Regions from separate parts of the Mus musculus genome. Here region 2 is linked to region 1. A link is a loop called in an ENCODE intact Hi-C map of the cell type or tissue named here. Cell type or tissue: gastrocnemius. All regions are shown on one strand.

Region 1 (8,000 bases):
TCCCATCTTTACCTCCCTTCTACTCGCCTGATTTATTTATTTATTTTTATTTATTTATTTATTTATTGCTGCAAAAATTGTCCTGAAGCCTTCCCTCTGTCTGCATCTGTCTCTGTCTCTTTCTATCTTTCTGTCCGTCTGTCTTTCTGTGTCATGTGTCTCTCTGTCTCTATTTCTCTGTCTGTTGTGTGTGTCTCTGTCTCTATCTTTCTGTCTGTCTTTCTGTCTTTATCTCTATCTCTGACTATCTCTCTGTGTCTCATGTGTCTCTGTCTCTCTGTGTGTCCTGTGTCTCTCTGTTTCTCTGTATTTCTCTGTGTTGTGTCTCTCTGTTTCTCTGTCTCCCTCTTTCTGTCTCTGTCTCTCTCTGTGTTGTGTGTCTCTCTGTCTCTGTTTCTGTGTCTTTGTCTCTCTATGTCCTTCTGTTGGTCTCTCTGTGTCATGTGTCTTTGTGTGTTGTGTGTCTGTCTCTGTCTTTCTGTCTATCTCTGCTTCTCTCTGTCCCTCTGTATGTCATGTGTCTCTCTGTCTGTCTTTTTGTCTCTGTCTGTGTCTCTCTCTCTGTGCCTCTATGTCTGTCTCACTCTGTGTCTTTATCTCTCTCTCTCTCTCTCTCACTACTTTCTGCTCACTGCAGGATAAAGTAATGGCACCAGGATGAAGATTTTCTCTGGCTCCCCCTGCATTCCAAGCCCATTCCAATGTCCAGCACAGTAGATATTTTATGTGCACAGTCATGACTCAGTATCCATGGTGGATCTGTCCTAAGACTCCTGAGTATGCTACGATCCACACATAGTCAAGCCCTTTATATAAAGTGGCAGTGTTTGCAGATATTACGCATATGGATTTTTTTCCTATAGTTATTTATTTTGTGTGTTTGTATGGTGTCTGTTGCAGGGTGCACACGCGCAATGGCACACTTGAGGTGGTCAGAGGATGGTGTTCAGGAGTCTCTTCTTCCACCATGTGAGACCTGGGGAGTGAACTCACTTCATCAGGCTTGAAAGCAAATGCCTTGACTTACCAAGACAGCTCTTCAATCTCACATTTATTTTAGTCAACTTTAGATTACTTCTAGTACCTAACACCATGTAAGTTCTATGTAATAGTAATTACACTGTTGTAGGAAGTTCTGACCCTTCAAAAATACCTATGTCCTTTCATTCAGGATGTGACTTTTTTTTTCTAATTTTGTTTTGAGACAGGGTCTCACTGTGTAGCCCTAACTGGTCTTGAACTTGTTATGTAGACCAGGCTGGCTTTGAACTCACAAAAACTCTGCTTGTTTCTGCCTCCCAAGTGCTGGAGCTAAAGGTGCACACTTCTGAATGTTTTCAATGCAGATCTTGTTGCATCTATGGAGATGGAATCTATGGCTTGACAGGTAGAATGGACTGGGAAAGAGAGGGTGTGTGTGTGGAGGGCACAACATCAAAGAGAGGTGGCTGGGTAAGGTGCAGGAAGCAGAGATCCAGAATTCAGAATTCAAGCAGAGTCCCTGTGAAGAGGGGAAGAGAAATCCAGGCTGGTGTGAGGAGCTTACTGGGTGAGGAGCTTGCCCCTGTGTTCTCAGACATATGGAAGAGCAAAGCGAACATCTTCAGCTCAGATGTCCGTGATGCCCCGAAAGGTGCATGCACATTATACAAAGACTCAGCATGCCCATAAAAGACATTTTCAATATCTATGTATGTGCATGTGTGCATGCTTGCAAACACCACGGCGCAGGCTCAGAATACACAGGAGAGCTTCTAGGTGTTAGTTTTCTCCTTCCACCATGTGGGTCCTGAAATCTTACTTAGATTAGCAGGCTTGGCAGCAAGTGTTTTCATCAACAGACCCATCTGGCCTCCCACTCCTCATTTTTCTTTCTTTTTTGAGGCAAGTCTCAATAGCTCAGGCTGGCTTCAGACATGCTAGATAGCTGAGGATAACTGTGAACTCCCGATCAACCTGCTTCTGCTTGGCTGGTGTTTGGATCACAGGTACTCACTACCGTTCAGGGTTTACGTAGTGTTAGGACTGAGCCCAGATCTCATGCCTGCTCTCACAGTATTATTGATCTTTATGTGTGGTTTTGTGTGGTCGCCTCATCTGAGAAGCAAGCATCTTTAATGAGGCATTGTGGGATTTCCTTTCACCTATACTGTGTTCCTGTTCTTGTGACAATACCAGCAGCAAAGAGTAAGTGCAAAATTAATATATTAATTTAACCAGGCCAGAGTGATGGCTTGGCCAGTAAAGACATTTGCCACCAAGGCTGACAGGCTGAGTTTGATTGCTTTAACCCACATGGATTGTAGAAGGAGAGAGAGAACTGACTCAAACAGTTGTCTTCTGACTCTCATATGCTTGCAATATATATATACTAATATAACTATCTACACCAGGTATAGCGGCCCATTACTGTAATCCTAGAACATGGAAATTCAGAGCAGGAAGATTGTCATACATTTGAGGTCAGTCTGGTCTATATAACAAGATCCTATCTCAGCAACAAGAATGGACTTATCTTTGTTAATCATTCATAATCTTTGAGTGTGAGGGACAGATAAATGGCTTAATCATGAATGAATAAAAAGAAGAACAAATAGCAATCACATTGCTGGTTCTTTGGGCCAGCTTGAGATTTCTGCCTGGGATGACAGAGACCAACACAGACCTGTACTCTCCCTGCCTTTCTGCAGAGGCCTTGTCTGGTGATGCATTTTAATTACATAAAAGTCTAAGGGCTGGAGTGTCAGGCTCTGTCTCCTTCTGATCTCTCATCTGGCCATATCTGTTTCTATGGAAACCACAGCAGACTGAGAAGAGAAGGTGGCTGCCACAAGACCAGGGAGAGGGGCAGAACCTGGAGTATTATAGGCTCTGGACTCAGGCTTATAGACACACAGGTGTATGTGTGGTGTGTGTGTGTGTGTGTGTGTGTGTGTGTGCGTATGTGTGTGTGGTGAAGTGGGTGTGATGTGTATGTGGGTATGTGTGTATGGGGGTATGTGTGTGTCTGTGGTGTGTGGTGTGGTATGTGTGGTGTGTGTGTGTATGGTGTGTGATATGTGTGTAGTGTGTGTGTATGTGGTGTGGTGTGTGTAGTGTGTGTGGTGTGTGGTATGTGTATGGTATGTGTGTGTGGTATATGGTGTGTGTGTGGGTGTGTGGTGTATGGTGTGTGTGGGAGGGTGTGTGTGTGTGGTGTGGTGTGTGTGTGTAGTATATGGTATGTATGTGGGGTGTGTATGTGTGGTATATGGTATGTGGTGTGTGTGGTGTGTGTGTGTGTGTGTGATGTGGTGTATGTGTGTGTGTTTGGTGTATGGTGTGTGTGTGTGTGTGTGTGTGTGTGTGTGTGTGTGTGTGTGTGTGCACATAGGCTCAAAGTGCCAACCTGGATTCACAGTGGAGATTCTGCAAAGGTTTAAGAGTACTGAAGCAAGTGTCCATTGACCAGAGGCTTGTGTCCCTCAGAACTTCTCATCTATTATGTAGAAAAGTCTCGAGGTCAGTGAGGCACTGGACGCGCCCAAATAAAGATGTCTAGCACATGGCTGCAGCCTAGCTGATTATGGTAGCCTCTAACCTGTCCTCATCCAGACTCACCATGGAAGTTGCTACTTGCTAAATATGTGGATCCCGTGGATCCCGGGTTACACCTCAGTAACATGTGCCTGGGGCCAGCAAGAGGGCTCAGCACATCAAGGCACTTGCCACCAAGCCTGATAGCCCGAGTTCAATCCCCAGATTGGAAGAAGAGAACCAATTCCTGCAAGTTGTCCCTTGAGTTCCACATGTATATTATGTGTGAACACACACACACACACACACACACACACACACACACACACGGCACATAGTAGGTCTTCCATATAGATAGCCTTGATGGAAAGGAAAAAAGGAAAGGGATGGAGGAAGAGAAAAGATTGGTGCTGCGGAGCCGCAGTGGGCTGGTGGCTTCCTATGAGCTTTAAGTTGTTACACTGTGGAGCAAGCTGCCAGTAGAGGGCACCCGCGATCATTCTTCAGTCTGCAAACTGGAAAGGAATGGATGGACAGAGACAGAAGCAAAGAACTTTATGGCTGAAGATTGTGTCCTTTTCCCGTGGAAGAGGAGAGGGGGACAGCCACGGGATCTAATCGTTTGTGTGTTGTGTCTTGTTTTCTTGGGGAGACCGTAGTAAAGGTCCACACACTCGCAGACTTCAGTGTAAACCTCTTTCCCCTCTGCCCAGGTCCTCCAGCATCCTGACTCCCAGCTGTCTGCTGTTTACAAGGGAGGCTTGGGGTACCATACGATGTCTGTGGGCCTCCAGAGTCACTCAGTGTCAACCGCAGCCAGAGCCACCTTGCTTTGACATAAGTCTGAACTGCTTGTTGTCAACTGGGGCTTCCTTCCACACTCAGGGTAAAATCCAAGCTGCTAAGAGGGGGCAGAGGGGAAAGAGGTTTACACTGAGGCCTTGGGTATGCCTCTAAATCCTGCCTTTATCAAACTACAGGCTCCGTTTCCAGCTTCTCAGCCTCCCCCCCAACTCTGGGGTTATTAAGATCAATCTGAGTGTTCCAGAATCTCACATACTGAAGACTCAATGCCTGTGCCTCCGAATGCTTTTGGAAAAGGGATATTGATCGATTGATTGATTGATTGATTTATATGAAAATGTTGGAGCCCATATGTGCCTTGGTGCACATTTGAAAGTCAGAGGACAGTTTGAGGGAGTCGGTTCTTTTCTTCCACAATGTGGGTTCTGGAGATCAAACTCAGGTGGACAGGCTTGGTGGCAAGTGCCTTTCTTTTTGGCCCATATTTATTCTCAAGACAGGGTCTTGTTATGTAGCCTGGTGTGGCTTTGACATCACAGCAATTCTCTGGTTTCAAGCTCCTGAGAGCTAGAATGACAGGCACGGCCACCATCGGTGTCACGCGCAGCTATAAACAGCCATCCTTTTATTTTTGCTATGCAGGAGACAGAGCCTAGGGCCTCCCTCACTGGTGGATTCCAGACATTCTGTGTCTCCAACCCTGGAGACAGGGTCTTTAACACAAACAAACATACACTTATTTATTTATTTATTTATGTGTCCCTGCGTGTGTGTTGCTTCGTGAATGACGCTGTAAATGTGGAGGTCAGAGGTCGGCTTACAGGAGTTAGTTCTCTCCTAACATATGGGTCCTGGGTCACTGAACTTGGGACATCAAACTTGGCACAAGGGGCTTTGTCTGCTGAGCTATCTTGGCAGCCCCGAGATAGAGTTGTAATAGATGTGATTAAGGCAAAATGAGAGGGGCTGGCCATCCATGTTTATAGCAAGGTTATTCACAAATAGCCAAATTACAAGAGTAATTTAGATGCCCATCAACCGACGAAAGGATAAAGAGAATGTAATAGGCAGCAGCATGTTCCCCCCCTACCCCCCCAGTGGTGCATTATTCAGGCATAAAGCATAAAATTATGTCATTTTCAGGAAAATCGATGGAGATCATTACGTTAAACAAAGAAGCCCCACTCAGAAAGACAAGTATTACGCGTTCTGTCTCAGACGCAGAACCTAAATCTTATCATATCTACAACGTGAGAACAAACAGGACAATGGAGGAAAGAAAGAGGCCACCAGGAGCAGTGAGAAAGGACGGGGACCGTGCAGAGGATCACGAGAAGCACACAATGACCCGTATATGGAAATGCTGTGCTGAAACCTGTTGCTTTTTTTGTCTTGTTATGTTGAGGCAGGGTTTCTCAGTAGGTAAGCTGCCTTGAAACTCACTCTGCAGACCAGGCTGGCCCCGAACTTAGAGGTCCACCTGCCTCTGCCTCCCGAGTGCTGGGACTAAAAGTGTGCGCCACCACCAATTGGCTGATACCTTTTTTTTTTTTTTTTTTTTGACTTTTTTTTTTTTTTTTTTTTTTGAGATATGACCTCACTTTGCAGCCCAACTGTCCTGAGCTGTATAATCCAAAACGCCCTTGAACCCATAACCATCTTTCTTTCTTCAGCATCCTGAGTTCAGAAATTACCAGGCATGAGTCACTACTTGAAATTTATTATTTCCTATGTCAAGTTAAAAAACAAAAACTTCAAGCTGGAGAGATGGGCCTGTGGGTAAGAGAGGGCGCCTGCTGCTCTTGCAGAGGACCCAACTACAGTTCCCAGCATCTATGTCAGTGGCTCAAAACAGCCTGTAACCCCAGCTCCAGCAGATCTGGAACCATTAGTATGTCTTTTTTCCAGATTGGGAAACTGAGGCATGGATTAAAACAAAACAAAACAAAACAAAACAAAACAAAACAAAAACAAAACCTACTGTTGCAAGGCTGTAGAGATGGCCCCATCAGTAGATGTCTGCCTTGCATGTGTAGGGCCAGACTCTTATTGAGTTTTGAGGAGCCAGACCCAGGTCCTCAGACTTGGACAGCAGGCGCTTTACCTACTGAGTGAGCTATTGCCCCAGGCCTCCGTTTCTTTGAATTCTAAACACCAAATGCTGCTCTTGGCTGTGAAGGTTCCCAGAACTAGATCAGAGCCTGATGGATGAACAGTAGGCAGACGCTCAGAGTGTAGCCATAATTAATGTCTGTTTTTTGTTGATGCAACTGTAAGAGACATTAGTAGTGGTGACTACTTTTTGAGTGTGAACTGCCTGGGCTCAAACACCAATTCTACGCAGGAGCTTTATCTTTAAGGGATGGACGTTATAAGTTTCAGATTCAGTGACCCTGTTTATCTCTGTACACACACACACACACACACACACACACACAGAGAGAGAGAGAGAGAGAGAGAGAGAGAGAGAGAGAGAGAGAGAGAGAGAGAGAGAGCAAAAGCACCGTGGGGTGCATGATGGTTTAAATTACTGTTATTGAGACGCGCAGTTGATCACTGTGTACAGGGAAGATACATTTGGCTATTTTCTATACTCTGTCCTCAGACTTCAATGGCAACGTCTTCCACCTCACAGATCAAGGCCAAAGCCATCTTTCTAAACTGTGGACACAACCACCTTATTCTATTTTTTTTAATTAAAATTAAAAATTTTTCATTCTACGTGTGGATGGGTGTTTTGTCTGCATGTGTGTCTGTGCACCACACATGTGCCTGGGTGCTCTTAGAGGTTGGAAGAGGGTGTCAGGTCCCTTGGATTGAAGTGACAAGTAGTTGGTGCGGGGAAAGTGGACCTGGGTTCTCTGGACGAGCAGCCAATGTTCTCAAGTACTGAGTCACTGTGGTGAATGTATAGCGGTCAAAGGATTATTGTTTGGAGTTAATTCTCTCTCTCTTCTCACCATAAAAGTCCTGGATGTACAACTCAGTTCATCGGTCTTGGGGGCTTTTATTGCTCAGTCACTTTTCATGCCTATTTTGCTGTTTAATTTATTGATTCTGTTTTTATATTTTTATGTACAGGGTGTGTGTGTCTGCCTGCCTGCCTGCCTGTCTGTCTGTCTATGTGTGAATGCACATGTTCCATGGCATGTATGAAGAGATCAGAGGACACTTGTTTTGTCTTTAATATATATTTTTCCTATTCTTTCCAGGGGGCGGGCAGATTTTGTACAACATGTTTTGCTCGTATCACCTTCTCCCCCAACTCCTCCCACATCCAGGCTCCTTCCCTGTCCATTCAACTTTGTGTCTTGTTTGTTTGCTTGCTTGCTTGTTTTAAAGTCCATCAAGTCCATTTTGCACTGCCCAAATATTCTTGGAGAGAGGAGGTAGGCATGGAGTCCTCCCACCCTTAGCTGAAGGGCTATTGGCAGTTAATTAATCGTTGCTGGGAGAGAAGGGGCCAGTTTTCTCTATGAGCATAGCCCTGGGAAGCCGACCACATTCCAGTGGAAGGCCACAAAAGGCCTCAAAATTTTGAGGAGTCAGTTCTCTCCTTCCACTGTGAAACCCAGGGATCAAACCCAGGTCATAGGCTTGCATGGCAAACATTTTACCTCAGAGCCATCTTACTGGGCCATGTTTCCTTATTACAACCCCCTCACTGTCTTCTAGAAAGT
Region 2 (8,000 bases), 93 kb after region 1:
CATGAGACCTTACCTCAAAACAAAAACAAAACAAAACAGGAAGCTATCTGGAAAAAGAAATGGGAATCTGTGGAGATTCTTATAAGTATTTCTTTACATATGCCCTGTCTGGATCCTGTGTGAGGAAAACTCAAAGGCTTGGCATGCAGAGAGACAGAGCCCAACAAGGAGATGGGTTTGGAAATACAACATGAATTCCCAGCATGGATGAGGGGCATCACTGGGGAGACAGGGGCACAGACTGTCCAAGAGTATTGAAATATGTCTAAGTGCACATGATGAAGGCTGAAGCAACACGTCTTCCCAGTTGAGCATTAAATGCCTGCTCTCTGGGTAAGGAAGATGGGGAGCAGTTGATGTCACACATAGGAGCTGCATGTATTCTTGTGGGATCTAGTTAGACTCAGTTAGTCCTAGGGAGGATCTATGGGGGATCTCTTGCAAAGCTGTCATTCAAAGATGTCCATGAAGAGTCTTAAGACATTTCACACAGGCCTGGGCTTTAGTTGCAGGTTGGAACCTTCTCTACACCCACGTAGCTGCTCTGATTTTCTTTCTCTCTCTCTCTCAGAACAATTACCTGGTCCAGGGAGCTGAAAAGGCTCAGGCTGTTGCTATGGAGACAGAAGCTGGTCCAGGGGAAAGGGAGGGACGACAGAGGAAGCCTCTGGACTAGAATTTTCCAGGCTCTGATATATTGGAGAGATTTTGGATGTTAGGAGGTGCAGGGGAGGGAATGGAGGGCTTGGAAAATGTGGTCTTTCAAATGCCAGGAAAATATACTTTTGATGCATAATAAAGATTTGTTGAAAGAAGGAGTGGGGATGCAGAGAGCTGGTAGAATGCTTGCCTAGCATGCAGGAGGCCCTAGGTTTGATCCCACAGTATCACATAAACTGAATGTGATTACGCACATGTGCAATCTTATCACACGGGGCGTGGAGGCAGGAGAATAGGAATTTAAGGTCATTATCAGTTACATAGAAGTTCAAGGCTAGTCTGGGCTATGTTAGACATTATTACAAACAAACTAATAAACAAAGAAATAGCTCCAGTCGACAGATGGAGTCCTGTGAGATGTTTCTCCCCTTTACAGGATGGGTAAATGTTGTCAACCTCTCCTTTACTTTTAGATAGGGTCTCACTGTATATCCAAAGCTGACCTTGAACTCACAATCTTCCTGCCTCAGCCCAAAGAAGGCTATGATGACAAGCATGGGCAACCACACCTAGCATGCATCACCATTTGACCCAGGTACAGCTGCATCAATCCAGGCTTTTTTGTGGCTTGCTTTGTTACAGAAAATCAAAGCAACAATACAAAGATGGACACACTTAAAGGAATAAGACAATTCCACCCAAAGGTGCCAAGAGCTGAGCAAGAAGTTGGCTGCCAGAGTCTGTCCCTAGTCTGTCTGTTGATGGCCTGAGAACTATTTCTATGGACACCTACAATTCTTGGTCTTTAGTCTGCAATATTGTGGTCAACTGTAAATATATACATGGCTCTCAACTTATAATAAATAGCCTATTTACATTATTTAAAACAAAACAACTTTGCAAAGGTACAAAATGGAATCAGAGTAGAAATTGTGCTTCAAGCTTTTAATTTTTATCTTTCCTAGGTTCTACCCTCTGAGCAAAATAGCTGCCATCTTTGTCAGATCAACTGTTTCTATCAGCAACAGATGTCACAAATAGGCCTGTGAACTGTTGTCTCCTTTCCTTAGAGAAAGATGATGCTGAGAGAGTCATTGGATCCTCCCAGGACACTCCAGCCACTCCTGCCAGATTTTAGTGTGCAGTTCTGCCCTAACTACATGTAGCCTCATTGAGTATATATACCTTGGGGAAAATTAGTTAGGTAGGGTGTCTATGTATGTGGTTACAGGGAAATCATCTGATCGGCTGAGTGGGAGCTTTCCAGTGTGGCTGCTTTGGGGTTGCCCACATTCTGTAGGTGAGCCTGAGGAACTTTGGTGGAATCTTAGTTTGGCTTGACATGTGGCCTCACCAGGAGGGAGTAGATGGAGCTCGTATCTCCCCAGGGAAAGAAATCTCCCAACAGCTAGCAATATGCCCAACCATATTCTCCTGTGTTGCTGGGTAGGAGATCAACCCGCAGCTCCTCAGTCATTACAGAAAGCAGTTGGTATTGCACAGCATGGTGTGTTGCTAAGTGATGTATCCAGTGAGTTAGCTGTAGCCCTTGTTTCTTTGACTTATGATGGGCTTACTTGTATATGTAGTCCCATCAACACCAAGATTTATCCATTGTTTTGTCAATAGATAGTAACTGCCGTCCATCCCTTTGGGTATAAGGAACATTGACAGTGCCAAACACATGGGGGATATTTAACCCACAGGTCTTGAATGTATACGTATTGTTATGAGCATTGTTACTCATGAGTTGTCAATAGAAACAAGGGGGTCCCCCAGGGCATGCACATCTAGGAATAGAATTGCTACACTATCAGTCAGGTGACTCAGTTTTGACAGCATTGGCAATTGGTCTAGACAAGTGGTTCTTTACCACTGGGGAGGGCTGTGCTGTATAATCTAAGATGTTTATCAGCATCCTTTTTATACTCCTTAGATGCTAGTGACACCCTCTGCTTATATTTCTGTGTGTGTGTCCACACCCATACATGGAGGTCAAATGAAAACTTTGGGAAATTTAGTCTCTCCTTCCACCATGTGGGTCTGAAGGATCAAATTTAGTTCATCGGGCTTGGTGCTCTGAGGCACCTCTCTGGCTCTTTTCCCGTTTTTCATTCTGTGTGAGTGTGCGTCTGCATGCGTGTGTGAGTGTCCATGTCTTAAGTATAAACAGAATATTGTCTGCTTTCTATCATGATTTTAGGAAGGTGCTTTACACCATAGAGATTTCTAGTTTTCAATTCTGGTTTTCTAAAATAGAGTCTTACGTTGACCAGAGTGGGCTTAAAACCGCTGTGTACCTGAGGTCAGCCCTCAGCTCTCCGATGCTCAGATTATAGGCATGCTTCCATTATTTTTGTACTTTTTGTTTTTATTTAAAAATTTTTCTTTTCATACAATATATTTTTCCCATATTCTTTCCCCTTTCAGTTTGAGTTTTGATTATGTATGTGTATGTGTCTGTGTGTGTGTGTGTGTGTGTGTTCACACAAGCCTGTGTTTGAAACAAGGTCTCACTTTGTAGCACTGGCTGGTTTAGAACTCTTCACATGCCAAGACTGGCTCAAACTATTGGCAATCCTTCTACTCAGTCTCTTGGGTGCTAGGATTCCAAGCCTGGGTCACCACACCCAGCCCCATACTGCCCGATTACAGAAATTCTCATTCTACTTCCTTGGGAGGTGAAGAGACAAGGCTAGGCTGTGGTGGCTACAGAAGGGCCCAGGGCCTGACAGAAATAGAAAAGCCAGTGAGATGGCTCAATGGATTAAGGTACTTGTTTGTCACCCAGTCTGATGGCCTGATCCTCTGACCGGGTTAATGGAAGAAGGAAACTGACTCTTGCAAATTGTTCGCTGGCATTTACACAGCATGCTGAGACCACACACATGCGTACATTCACAGATATGCGTAAATAAATAAATAAATTGAAAACGTATCTAATAAAAATGATTTCAGATGCCTAATAGGCAGTGATTTTTCAGGAGCAGAGACAGGAAGCTTCCAGAGGTTCTGCCTCAAGCAGTGCTGAGACAGTAAACAAGTTCACACAAGTACACTCATCAAGCCCTGACCCGACACAGAGCTTGTGTGGCAACATGTCTGGAAATAGCCAGAAATGGTCCAGCTGGAGAGAATCCGAGTGTGTCCCTACACACGAAAGAGCCAATGCGATGTCCATCAGGAGGAAAGTTCAGCCAAGTAGAGCAACGCTGAGAACAGAGTGGTAAACAGTCACTGTGCTCTGAGCTCCTGTCTAGAGTAGGTCAGTTTCCTTCAGGAATCTCTGCTAAAGAGTAGGGCAGGCCCTCAGTACCACCCAGCAGAGTGGCCCACCACTTGGCTTGCCTGGGACTAAAGCAGGGTAGACCACCATCCTGGCTTGCCTGGGACTGAGGCAGAATGGACTCACCATCCTGACTTGCCTGGGACTGAGGCAGGGTAGACCACCATCCTGGCTTGCCTGGGACTGAGGCAGAATGGACTCACCATCCTGGCTTGCCTGGGACTGATGCTGGGTGGACCACCATCCTGACTTGCCTGGGACTGAGGCGGGGTAGACCACCATCCTGGCTTGCCTGGGACTGAGGTGGGGTAGACCACCATCCTGGCTTGCCTGGGACTGAGGCAGAATGGACTCACCATCCTGGCTTGCCTGGGACTGATGCTGGGTGGACCACCATCCTGACTTGCCTGGGACTGAGGCAGGGTAGACCACCATCCTGGCTTGCCTGGGACTGAGGCGGGGTAGACCACCATCCTGGCTTGCCTGGGACTGAGGCGGGGTAGACCACCATCCTGGCTTGCCTGGGACTGATGCTGGGTGGACCACCATCCTGGCTTGCCTGGGACTGAGGCAGGGTAGACCACCATCCTGGCTTGCCTGGGACTGATGCTGGGTGGAACACCATCCTGGCTTGCCTGGGACTGATGCTGGGTGGACCACCATCCTGGCTTGCCTGGGACTGATGCTGGGTGGCTCACCATCTTGGCTTGCTGGGGGTCACCAAGGGGCCTTAATGAAACCGACAGGATCCTAGGAAGTTAACAGAATCCATGGGTTTCAGCCTCAGGGTGTGTAATAAATGCAGTCACAAATGCTGCTTGGTACCTACTAAATCAGAACCTTGCAGACTGAGAACTGCAACAAAGATTGAGAACAGGGCTGGCTAAGATGCCTCAGAGGGTAAGGCATTTGCCTTGTAAGCATGAGCACCAGAGTTCGGATCCCCAGGCCTCACATAAATGATGGTTGGGCATGGTAGCACGCCTGTAATCCCAGCACTTAAGATGCAGAGAGTCCCTCGAGGAGGCTGTCTAGCCAGACTACCTACGTGAATCAGTTCCAGTGAGAAATCCAATATATAAGGTGGAAAACAGTGTTAGAAAGTGCTCAGTGTCAACCTCTGGCTTTCAGACATGAGTGCATATGTGTGTGTGCACAACCACACATAATGCAGACACAAATACACTTAAATGTGCATGCTACACACATGTCTTGTTTGACACATGTTTCATGTGAGTACTACAAAAAAACAAAAACAAAAACAAAACAAAACAAAACAAACCAGAGATTGGAACAGGGGAGAGAGGAGGCCTGTGTAAACAAGGCTTATCTGAGGGCATTCTTACTTAAAGACTTCATCTTTCCATCTGGTATGGCCTGGGGCTGCCTTATTCTCTCCTGGGCATATTAGCCATCTCCTGGGTGCGTTAACTCTAGCATCTATTTAATTAGCGTATCCTAATTGTTCACAAGGATGGACTTTGTTATGGCATTTTCACACACGTATACTGTATTTCAGTTGTCAACCCATTGCTCACCTCTCCTCCTCTCATTCCCACTGATGTCTTTTCTCAGCTCTCCTCCCTTCTACTCTCATGTTCACATGTGCATGTGAGTGCATGCCTGTGTACATGCGTGTGTGTGTGTGTGTGTGTGTGTGTGTGTGTGAGAGAGAGAGAGAGAGATACAATGAATTTAACTAGCATTACTTAGACAAACACAGGTGAAGTGTTATTTACAGGAAGTCAGAAACCTACTAGCAAGTACACCACCAAGGAAAATGTCTCTCTCTATCCCCCAAGCAACTATTAGTTTATAGATCCTCAAGGAGGCAGGGGGCTTCCATCTCCCGTGAGATAGAAACAAAACTCTTAGGAGAGTATCATGTCTTTCATATGCAAACTTGTGAATAGAGAACTCTCCGAGCTTTGTCTACCTGATCTAGCACACCCAGGGCCAGGAACCAAACAAGCACATAAGCACACACACATTAGCTTCTTTCTGCTCTTGACTGCGAACAGGATGCAACTGGCTGTCTCAAGCTCTTGTCACTGTGATGCCTCCACAATGATGAGCTACGATCTGGAATTTTAATCTCTTTGTCCATAAATTGTTTCTTGTCAGGACATTTTATCCCAGCAACAGAAAGAATGTTGAAAGTGATAGGTTGAGGAGGAATGCTGTGCTGTGCTGTGCTGTGCTGTGCTGTGCTGCACTGTGAACTCAACATGAACTCACAACTGGCCTTAATCTATACAAGAGCTGCATAGGGTCAAGACAGCCAAAATCCCAACATCTGTGAAGTAGAAGGTCTCCAGGAGCCACCCCTTACTGTGAGCAACAGGCAGTTTTGTGAGAGGGAGAATCATGCTTTTTTTTGAAGATGTGACCACAGTTGTTTTCCTGGTGCACTGTCCCACATTATGCATATGTGAACAGCACTAACAGGACTTAGTGGGTTATTTAATTAAAAAACAAACAACAAACAAAAGCCTTCATGTTAGGAAGTATGTGTTTAGAAGAATACCTGGGAAGTTTGAGGGGTATAAATGGGGGGGAGGGGACATGATCATATTTAATTGGATATATGTAGAAATTATCAAAAATAAAGAAAACGTTTAAAATATAATCGACAATTCTTTTTTTTTTTATTTCTGCCATCTGTATCTGGTTACATTGTCCAGGTACAGAAACCCTGAAGCGTCCAGGTCCCATCATTTCTGCAACCCCCAAAAGTGCTTGGTTTTGTTTGATAACGGATCTCTCTCATACAGCCCAATTTAGCCTAAACCTCACGGTGTAACCAAGGATAACCTTGAGTTCCTGATCCTTCTTCTGAGTGCTGAGATCATAGAGTACCATACCTAACAAAAGCTCCAAGCAATAACATAAAAATGTTCTTATGGGTGAAAATACAAGATAATCAACTAAGAATTTATGTCTGCTGTCACTTTTTAAATAACAAAATGTTCATTTGCTTGTTCCTTAAAAGTGGCCATGTGGAAATTCAACAACAAATAAACAGGGATTAAGGCTGAACCTCCTGACAAGGAGTAAAATTTACTAATCCAAGCAAGTCATGAGACCTTTTCATCCCCTGTGACCTAGTAATTTGACTTCCAGAAGTTCTTTCTAGGGAATTAATGAGGCGCACAGAGACAGAGCTGAACAGAGGTTGGGCGTTCCATTTTCCACTGGATCAGTGAAATGTCAGAACATTTTTCCTTCCCAGAGCCAAGCCAAGGCTCCATCGTCTTCTTAGGAGGTCTCTACTGCTACACAACCCCACCATTTCACATCCTTCACTTTCTTCAGGGAAAAAAAAAGCTGTTGACCAAATTCCTTACAGAGAAACAGCAGACATTCCAAGATCGGTCTGGGCTCCAGCAGACACACAGAGCCCTTGTGGGTTGAGTTGTGCCCATCCCTATCCTCCCCATCCCCACTCTCTCCCCACGCCCATCCAAATCACATGTTGATTTTCTGAACTCCCCTGCCTCAGACTATGTCTGTATGCAAAAATCTTGAAGGAGGTAATTAAGGTCAAACGAAGTCATTAGGCTGGGCCCTGACCCAATAGGACTGGTGGTTTCATAAGAAAAGAGGAAATTTAGACACAGACAAGCACAGAGGAAAGGGCGGCCAGCTAAGGAGAGGGGCCTCAGAGGGGACCAGCCTTGCTTCTGCCTGGTCTCAGACATCAACCTCCAGGTCTATGAAAAGCTTTCCATCATTTAAGCTATTGTCTGTGATACCTTGTTATGGCATTCTTAGTTGGCCAGTAAATATTGACTATAAGCATGTACAGATATGTGTATACATGCACAAACACACACACACACACACACACACACACACACACACACACACACACTTGCTATTGTTTGTTTTTTTTTTTTAAAGAGATTTGTCATGGAGCTGGGAGGGGTGACTAAGTTAGCAAAATGATTGATACACGAGCATGAGGATCTGAGCCCACATTGCCAGCACTCAAGGACAAAAGACCAGCTCCCAGTGCCTGTGACGATAGACTGGACCCTTAAACTATGACTCA

What was found. Hi-C counts contacts between places; a loop is a spot of excess contacts. Peaks named below come from ENCODE experiments on the same cell type or tissue, not always from the same donor. Only the 100,000 strongest peaks of a DNase experiment are listed, where the experiment ranks them.
Region 2: it touches region 1 in a loop (2.2-fold over the local background); 3 of 42 quality-filtered maps call a loop at or near these places.

The regions. Positions count from the first base shown.
Region 1 is chr7:6,914,465-6,922,464 of GRCm38, reverse strand. The region is part of intron 2 of Usp29 (ubiquitin specific peptidase 29); the gene reads right to left. Among named protein-coding and RNA genes, the nearest start is that of Zim3, 58 kb to the left of the region's middle. In gastrocnemius, a CTCF peak has its summit at 4,000 (motif pointing right); a DNase peak (open chromatin) is centred at 4,002.
Region 2 is chr7:6,821,954-6,829,953 of GRCm38, reverse strand. All of the region lies in intron 2 of Usp29 (ubiquitin specific peptidase 29), which reads right to left. Among named protein-coding and RNA genes, the nearest start is that of Mir3099, 22 kb to the right of the region's middle. In gastrocnemius, no CTCF peak of the experiment used is centred here; no DNase peak of the experiment used is centred here; H3K27ac peaks cover 1,301 bases.